Regions from separate parts of the Homo sapiens genome. Here region 1 is linked to region 2. A link is an interaction called in ENCODE POLR2A ChIA-PET data of the cell type or tissue named here. Cell type or tissue: Caco-2. All regions are shown on one strand. Links, peaks and the distances in the headings refer to the core of each region. The heading gives the core; the rest is flanking DNA. Region 1 has its middle 300 kb from the start of PUDP. Region 2 overlaps LOC107985675 (a long non-coding RNA gene).

Region 1 (4,403 bases), core at 108-4,107, 520 kb after region 2:
CTCAAATTTTAATTGGGTAAGAGGAAAAGAAAATATTTCTTTTAACTCTACCAACCTACATTGATGTCCTTTCCCTAAAAATCAGCCCACGCTTTGGCTCAGTAACTTGTCCCTTCTGGTGAGATGGACTGAAGCTAAGGGGATAGGATAGATGAGCAATATTTTTGTCTACCCCTTCTCCAAGCCTTTGAGAGAACCTTAAAAGAGATACATCTAACGTAGCCTGTAAGAAACATACCTCGTATGTCATAATGTTGGGATGCTACATGGATATCAATTTAGGAATTGATTTCAGAATTATTTGATAAAGGAGGAACAGGGGGAATCAAAACTTACGATTTCACTTATGATTTGATGAGCACATCATTTATACCTTTCTCGCTACCCAACATGTTATTCTCCAAACTCAGGTCCCAATAACTAACGATTTTTGCAAAAGTGGTTTTACTTACTGCCCTGTTCATGGATAGCATATGCAGTGGCCCATGAGCACAGACTTCTGGTAAACCCACAGTGCATAGGAGATCAGCGAGATTCAGAAAGAGGACAATGTAAGCATGGGACACCTACAAGTGAGTAAGCTAACAGCCAAGCGAGGCCATGCTTTCCCTTGAAACCACAACTTCCTTCAAATTCAGAAAGAAGGCACAGGCGTTCTGAGAAACATGCAAAACGAAAAAATCCTGGGTTACCCTGCATGAGCCAACTCCTTAGGATGAAAAATGATGACAGAGAATAAAAGACTAAGAAGGGAAGCCTGTAATTCCTTTTCCATTAAGTCCTTCCTTACCAGTAACTAATCATAGTGAGGTACAATGTGCACATAGAAAGAAGCAAAATAAAAACAGTTGATTTAGTTTTGTGTAGTGTTTCCACTGTTCTGGTAAGAACAAAATACATATGCATGTATGCACCATGAAACATAAATTAGGTAATTTCGGTGATTCTGTCCACAAGTTAAATGCTCTTCTATTTGCATTTAAAGCTGGTATTACGTCATATAAAGACGAATGGTAATACTCATGCTAATAATTTAAAATTTTAATTTTCCTTTTCTCAGAACAACATTAAATAGCAAATACAAAACACCATGACAAGCCAAGTGAGAGACTGCAGAAGAGAGGTAAATGCTTTATACTTATTTTTCCTTTAATGGCACTTTGGGCTGTTTTTTTGAAAAAGGGGCACTACGTTTTCATTTTATACTGGGCCCCAGAAATTAGATAGTCAACCTCATTACAATATGTACACTTTACATCCTCCACCCAAGTTTCTAGAATAATCTAGATATTATAAACCAAATTCTGCCATTCTATTCACTGGTAGCTTTTATTCACTTTGATACTCAAAAAACATCTTATACTCAAACATCCTGCAATTATGTGTGCTTTTTGGAACATTTTAGAATAAATCACTTTAACGTAAAAAGATGAGCTGACAGTCTTGCTTGGAGTAGGTCAGTTTTGTGGGAAAGCACATATCTCTTAGAACATTAATGGCCTCTATCCCTCTTCCCCATTATATAACTAGCATGCTTACTTGATGGAGTACTTGACATTTGCTATCTTCTTGCTAGGGCTTGCTGAAGATCAGCAGTTCTTAAATTTGGCTGCATGTTAAAATCACATGGGGAGTATTTTTAAAAAAAAAAAAAAAAAAAGAAAGAAAAATACCAGTCCCCAGGCTTCATCTCAGACAATGCACCTCAGACTCTATGGGAGTCTAAAATGTAACCAGGGTCAAGATTCACTCCCTAGCTATATGACAGTGCTTCTCAACTTTGCCTGAGCAAAAGAATGTCATGAAAGTCTCGGTGAAATTCTAGACTCCTTGGCTCCTCCCCCACCAAGTCAATGAGTCGTAAAGGTAGGAATTCGGTACATTTCGCAAGCACTCCAGGTTATTCTTATGATCAGGGTCATTTAGGGAGCATGACTCTAAGATGAGTTGAGAAGGAAGAGAGAAGAAAAATGATTAATAAAGCTGCCAGTGATAAAAGGCTCTGAGAATCAAGCTGTTCTCTGGTCTTCCCTCTCTAATCATACTAGCCCACCTGCATTACTTATCTATATGTGTGTAACAAATTACCATGAACTTAGTGGTTTAAACCAGCCCACATTTATTATCTCATGGTTTCTGTGGATCAGGAATCTGGGTATGGCTTGTGTAGATTTTCTGCTTCAGGGTCTCACAAGACTGCCACCAGCAATCAAAGTGTTAGCCAGTGCTGTGGTCTTATCTGTGGCTCAACCGGAGAAGGATCCACTTCCAAGCTTGCAACATTTTTGGCAGAATTCAATTCCTTGTGAAGTGAAGGACTGAAGGCCTCAGTTTCCTGCTGGCTGTTGGCCAAAGATGGCCCTCCCTTCCTTGCCATGTGGGCCTCTGAAATATGGTAGCTGATTTCTCCAGTGCCAGTGAGGGAGAGAAGCACCCAGCAATATGAAAGTTACAACCTTATGTAACACAATCACAAAGGAAGCATCACATCTCTTCTGCTATATTCCGCTGGTTAGAAGCAAGTCTCAGGTCCTGCCTATGCTCAAGAGAAGGGAATTAGGGTCTGCCTGTCACAACTCTACACAGCAGAGTACTATAGCCACAGCAACTGTCCATAAATTCTAAAGCCATAACACATGGGTTCATATATCTGGCATCCCAGCTTACCAACATTCACCTTCAACGGGCTCCTTAGCTTCATGGATCCTTAGTTTTCACATCTGTACAATGGGGATAAAATAGGATATACCTTATAGTGTCACCGTCATAGGCATTTGAATGATTACATGCAATGAGCTTGGCAAACTGGTCTACACATACTATGTAAAAATAAAAGCAAGTCTTGTAACTATTTTTATATGACACATGGTTAAACCATATTCAAGGCGCATTTGTCCAGGGTTAGTGAACCAAAATCAACGTTTTGCACACCAGTTCTATTGGAAAGTGGCAGAGCAAAGGGCAGCTTCTGTGACTCTCTTAAATGCGTGGGTATAGATACCTGGTGCATAATAAATGGCATTGTGCTTTTCTCCTGTCTTTGCTATTGGCACTCAAAATGGATTCATTTATACATTCAGGGAACATAGATTGTATAAGGCACTGTCCCATGATGACCAGGCAACCCTGCCTCCAAAGCTCTGCAATGTACTCATTTTGTGAGTACCGTAGTATAACTGCAGTAAAAGGAATAACGTAATAAGTTGTGTAAGAGACTGACAATCAAAATGCTATGGCAGTTTATAGCAAAGAGAATCACTTTGGGCTGTGGAGATAAAAGAAAATTCCATGTAGAAGGCATCTATGGACACAGCAGTAAATAAAATATATTGCTATTAGAAAGTATATTAAAAAGCCAGTCATTCAAATATCGATGGGTAAGTGCATTATTATTTTGCTCCAAGGAGTAAATTCTGCTTGTTCTGCAAAATGATATTGGGCTCTTTATGGTATTGCTCAGGGCTGGGACCTAATACCCACTGTAGTCATTCCACAGAGGTGGGATGGACCCCTCCCTCCAAACACGCACACATCCAAACTTTGCTTTAGAGGTCAAGACTGATGACATTACATGCATAAAGAATGTATGAGAAGGCTTATGACACAGTGGGGCTTTCTGGGAAGAGCAAGGAAGACTCCCAAGCTAGTACAAAGATGGCTTCAGTCACAGAGAAAGGAGATGACTCAGCTTTCATGGTGGTTAAGGTGTGAGGTTGCAGGGAGCCTTCTTGAACACAGGCTGTGGCTTGCATAGTTTCACTCCCTCAACCTCCAGGCATTCTTATTACTTACCTGGCTGTGGTGACAGAAGGGGAAGGGGAGTTGTGGGTTTGAATGCTGTTTGCGGTAAAACATCCAAAATGGATTCAGAATATTTATTGCAGTTTTTTCTTTATGCACGTGAAGTAACTGAATCACAAGGATTTATTTGTATGCCCTGGGTCACATGCCAACGCAAGAAGCCCAGAAACAAACCAAAGAAACAGGCTTCTCTCGGCCTTCCTGGGCTCCAGGTTAAGCTTGTGTGTGCTTTCTATTCAGAGTAGAAAAAGAGAATAACAAAGAGTTTTCCCTTTCATGTGACCTCTTGAAATACATTTTCAAGGATGGAAGACAATGGACTCTACCTATCATATCACGGAAGAGGATGGGTGAAGAGACTTAGAAGTTCAAGGATAAGGGCTCAGTCAGTTACAAGGCGTATATTATCATTCCCCTTGTTTGTGATAATACCCTCCAATTAAACTCAAAGATTTCATGCCAAGATTCTTTTTTAAAATGACAATTTTATGCCAGGGTTATGAATTACACATCTCCAGAGGAGACAGTTCAAGGTTTTCTATTATTAATATTACAGCATTACTATTAAATAAACAATGATCAGTATCATCCCCTCCTCTTCA
Region 2 (4,403 bases), core at 130-4,129:
GGCGAAAGAAAAACAGAATAACTCTCTTTCCTGCAGAGAGAGAGGGGTGCTACCCAAGTGGGTCTTCGATTTTGTGGTGAAGTGCATGGGGTTTTACGACTGACTTGAGGAGGCGGTGTCTAACTTACATAGGACTCAAAGATTGGTTGGACCAGGTGTGATGTTTATATAGCACGCAAAGAACCTGGCTGCCCCATGCTAATCTTTTTATTATGCAAATGGGTTTTCTAGTGGGCTAGTGAGTGCCATGTTGTCTGCTCCCTACTGCACATGTGGTTGGCAAGGAAAGGGGAAGATGGAGCCACCATGTTGGACATGCCTAGCTTCCAGGTAGCCTTTTCCTATTAGCACAGCTGCCGGCATTCACCCGTGTAAGCTTCCAGCTTGGTTATCTATGTCTGCAGCTCAATTTTACAGGCTGCTCTCTGTTAGAAAAGAAATTATTTGGGGGCTTCTTTTCATTAAAAGGGAAACCTTACCAAGGCTGGTATCAAACCATGGGCAGAAGTAGCCATAAGGGCAATCTCAGATGAGCACCCAAATTTGTAATCTCCCAATAGGTTCACCTTGCCTGCTACCCAGACAAAGTCGATCTCTCAAGATGGGAACTGCAATAGAGAAAGAGAAATTCACACAGAGCCAGCTGTGCAGGAGATCAGAGTTTTATTATTACTCCAGGAGCAGAGTCTTTAAGGAGAACTTGGTGGGTGGGGTGAAGCCAGTGAGCCAGGAGCTCTAATTGGTGAGGGATGACATCATAGGGAGTTGAAGCCGTCCTCTTGTACTGAGTCAGTTACTGGGTCAGGGGCACAGGATCAGATGACCCAGTTTACTGATCTGGGAGGTGCCAGCTGATCTGTCACATGCAGGGTCTGCAAAATATCTCAGGCACTGATCTTAGGAGCAGTTTAGGGAGGCTCAGAATCTTGTAGCCTCCAGCTGCATGACTCCTAAGAAACAATTTCTAATCTTGTGGCTAATGTTAGTCCTACAAAGGCAATCTAGACCCCAGGCAAGAAGGAGACCTCCTTTGGGAAAGGGTTGTTATCATCCTTAGTTTAAACTATAAACTGAGTTTCTCCCAAAGTTGGTTCACCCTGAGCCCAGGAATGAACAAGGACAGCTTGGAGTTTGGAAGCAAGATGGAGTCGATTAAGTTAGATCTCTTTCACTGTCTCAGTGATAATTTTGCAAAGGTGGTTTCAGGGGCAGAATTGGAATGGGGACAAAACAAAACAAAACAAAAATTCCAATTAATTATACCCTGTATTATACAAACAGTGAAAAAGAAAAATAAGGACAATGAATGTAGAGTTCAGGAAAAGATTTAGTGCATTTTTACACCCTTTTCCTATTGCATTTTCTTCATTTGGTTTATATTTTGCTCTTTCCAAGTTAGATGCTTGCTTATTTTAGTTGCTCTACATAATACCTGCTTAGTAAGCAGTCAATAAATATCATTGAAATTGACATTCCAAAAGACCCAAGTCCTAACAAGAAATCTCAAAAGAAAGGAAAATAAGTCCACAAACTGTCATGATAATCATGTGATATAATAAAATATAAAACCGTAGCAAGTACAGTTTGCCATAATTTATAGAATGGGTATGTTCCCAAGCTGTCGAAAGCTAACACAGTATTTTGAAATCATAGAACAAGACTTCACAAAATTCCCTGATAAAAGTAAGTGTGGATTTGAAACTGCTTTTGCAAAAATTATAACTGAGGAAATTATGACAGTGAAAGAAATCAGACCTAACTGGCCCCATCCTGCTTCTAACCTTTAAGCTGTCCTTGTTCATTCCTGGACATAGGCCGAACTAACCTTGGGAAGAAATTTAGTTTCTCATTTAACTCTGAAACAAAATTGATAATGGCCCTTACCCAAATAGACCCCTTCTTGTCTGGGGACCAGTCTGCCTTTGTAGGACTAACAAAGTAGCTTTAAGATTATAAATTACTGTTTAGGAGTCATGCAACCTCTTGCTTCAAGTGTCTGAACCTCCCCAAATTGCTCCTGGAGATAACACCACTATTGTAAAACCTAAGATCAATTCTTGAGATATTTTGCAGACCCTGCCCTTGATGGATCAGCTAGGTCCAATAATGCAGGAATAATTAAGGGAAAGGTAAGATGGGGAGTGGATGAGCTCAGATCTCTTTCACTGTCATAATTTTCTCATTGATATAATTTTTGTAAAGTCAGTTTCACAATTTGTGGAATGGTCACTGTGCAACACATTATGCCAAGTATCCTTGGCTGCATTCCAAGATAAAAGGGTAGAAAGAATGGAAAGAACAGTTACAACTTCAGAAAGCTTCAGTGTTCATCAATGGGCAAGAATCCCTGTGATAAGAAAATGCTGTTACATTCTTTAAGTGATGGTCCTAGATCATGATTTATGTGAATTATGCCCTTTCAGTGCTTTCTTCAGCTTTTACCTAGAGATTCTGTACTTTCTAGTTTATAGTGGTTTTAGTAATCTCTGTTTAAATGGAGTCACACAAAACCATTGAAGAAAGCTTCACTGAGATGTTTGTTTCCAACATTTTTATTTCCATATATTTTAGGTTTAAACAATCTGATGCATTTTATCAGTATAGCTAGCTCTTTAGTAACCTCCATCACAACCATTCTTTAACATGTGCGATCTCTGTCTTTCGATCTGTCCCTAACTTCACTTGTATAACAAATCTTTAGGATCGCAACACCGAGAGAAGTTGTACAGTGCTATTCTAATTTGGGCTTATTGACTTACAATGCAATTTCATTCTATTTAACACATGCTTTCTTTGATTGGGCTGGTTGTCACCGGGAAAAACTCAGATTTACGTATTTTTAAAGTGAACCTGACAAGTAATTCTAATCATGGAAGAATTACCAACTTTCTCCTGAAGGTAACTTGTACAAGATTAAGCAATGTTCTCATGCTGACAGGTCACCTGATGATGCAATGATTAAGTTTACGCTTTTAACCCCTTTAGGACATTAATTATATTCCTTTGAACTTAGCCCCTTCTCCTTTTAATTTCTGTCATGTGCCCAGAAAAGACAGTTCTATTTTGCTGTGTACTGCAAAATCAAAAAAGGTTTGAGTCCAGAAATTTCATAGTACACAGGAAGTACAGAACTCACGTCTCCAAAATCCAGGTATATTCTCCTTAAAGGCCTCCTAATCTCATATGCCAAACCATCAATTGAAAAGTTCATATAAATACAAATATGGCTAAAATCATATAAATGCATCACATACATGCTCTGTGCATTTATGCCGCATGCTGTATTTTGCTTCCATTATTTATTTTCATTTCAATAGCTTTGGGGGTACAAGTGGTTTCTGGTTACATGAATGAATTGTACAGTGGTGAGGTCCAGGCTTTTAGTGCATCCATCACCCAAATAGCATACATTGTACCTAACAGGTAATTTTTCATTACCTCCTACCATTCTCTCCTCTTCTGAGTCTCCAATGTCTATTGTACTACTCTGTATGTTTTTGCATAGTCACAGCTTAGCCCCCACTTGTAAGTGAGAACATGTGGTATTTGCTTTTCCATTCCCGAGTTACTTCACTTAGGATAATAGCTTGCAATTCCATCCAAGTTGCTGCAAAGGGTATTATTTCATTCTTTTTTCATGGCTGAGTAGTATTCCATGGTGTGTGTGTGTGTATGTGTATAAAACACACTTTCTTTAGCCACACATCAGTTGGTGGGCACTTAGGTTGATTACATATCTTTATAATTGTGCACTGTGCTACGATAAACATATGTATGTGGGTTCTTTATTATATAACGACCTCTTTTCCTTTGTATAGATACCTAGTAGTGGGATCACTGGATCAAATAGTAGATCTACATTTAATTCTCTGAGAAATCTCTATATTGTTTTCCATAGAGGCTATACTGATTTACACTGCTACCACCAGCATATAAGTGTTTCATTTCCACCACATTCATGCCAACAGCTATTGTTTTTTGATTTTTTAATAACGGCCATTCTGGCTGGGGTAAGGTGGTATGTCATTGTAGTTTTAATTTTCATTTCCTTGGTGATTAGTGATGTTGAGCATTTTTTCCTATGTTTCTTGGCCATTTGTATATCTTCTTTTGAGAAATGTCTGTTCATGTAGTTTGTCCAATTTAATGGGATTATTTGCTTTTTTGCTTGCGGATTTGAGTTCCCTATAAACTCTAGGTATTAGTTCTAATATGGTTTGGCTGTGTCCCCACCCAAATCTCATCTTGAATTCCAACATGTTGTGGGTAGAACCCAGTGGGAGGTAACTGAATCACGGGGGCAGGTCTTTCCCATGCTGTTCTCGTGATAGTGAATAAGTCTCATGAGATCTGGTGGTTTTAAAAAGGGGAGTTTCCCTACACAAGCTCTCTTCTCTTGTCTG

The links. ChIA-PET counts read pairs that join two places held together with the same protein. Peaks named below come from ENCODE experiments on the same cell type or tissue, not always from the same donor. Only the 100,000 strongest peaks of a DNase experiment are listed, where the experiment ranks them.
Region 1: POLR2A ChIA-PET joins it to region 2 with 6 read pairs; 2 of 35 experiments call an interaction of 5 or more read pairs at or near these places.

What each region holds. Positions count from the first base shown.
Region 1 is chrX:7,444,493-7,448,895 of GRCh38, reverse strand. No RefSeq gene overlaps it. Among named protein-coding and RNA genes, the nearest start is that of PUDP, 300 kb to the right of the region's middle. In Caco-2, for the core only: no CTCF peak of the experiment used is centred there; a DNase peak (open chromatin) is centred at 1,855.
Region 2 is chrX:7,969,163-7,973,565 of GRCh38, reverse strand. The region is part of intron 1 of LOC107985675 (a long non-coding RNA gene); the gene reads right to left. Among named protein-coding and RNA genes, the nearest start is that of PNPLA4, 44 kb to the right of the region's middle. In Caco-2, for the core only: no CTCF peak of the experiment used is centred there; no DNase peak of the experiment used is centred there.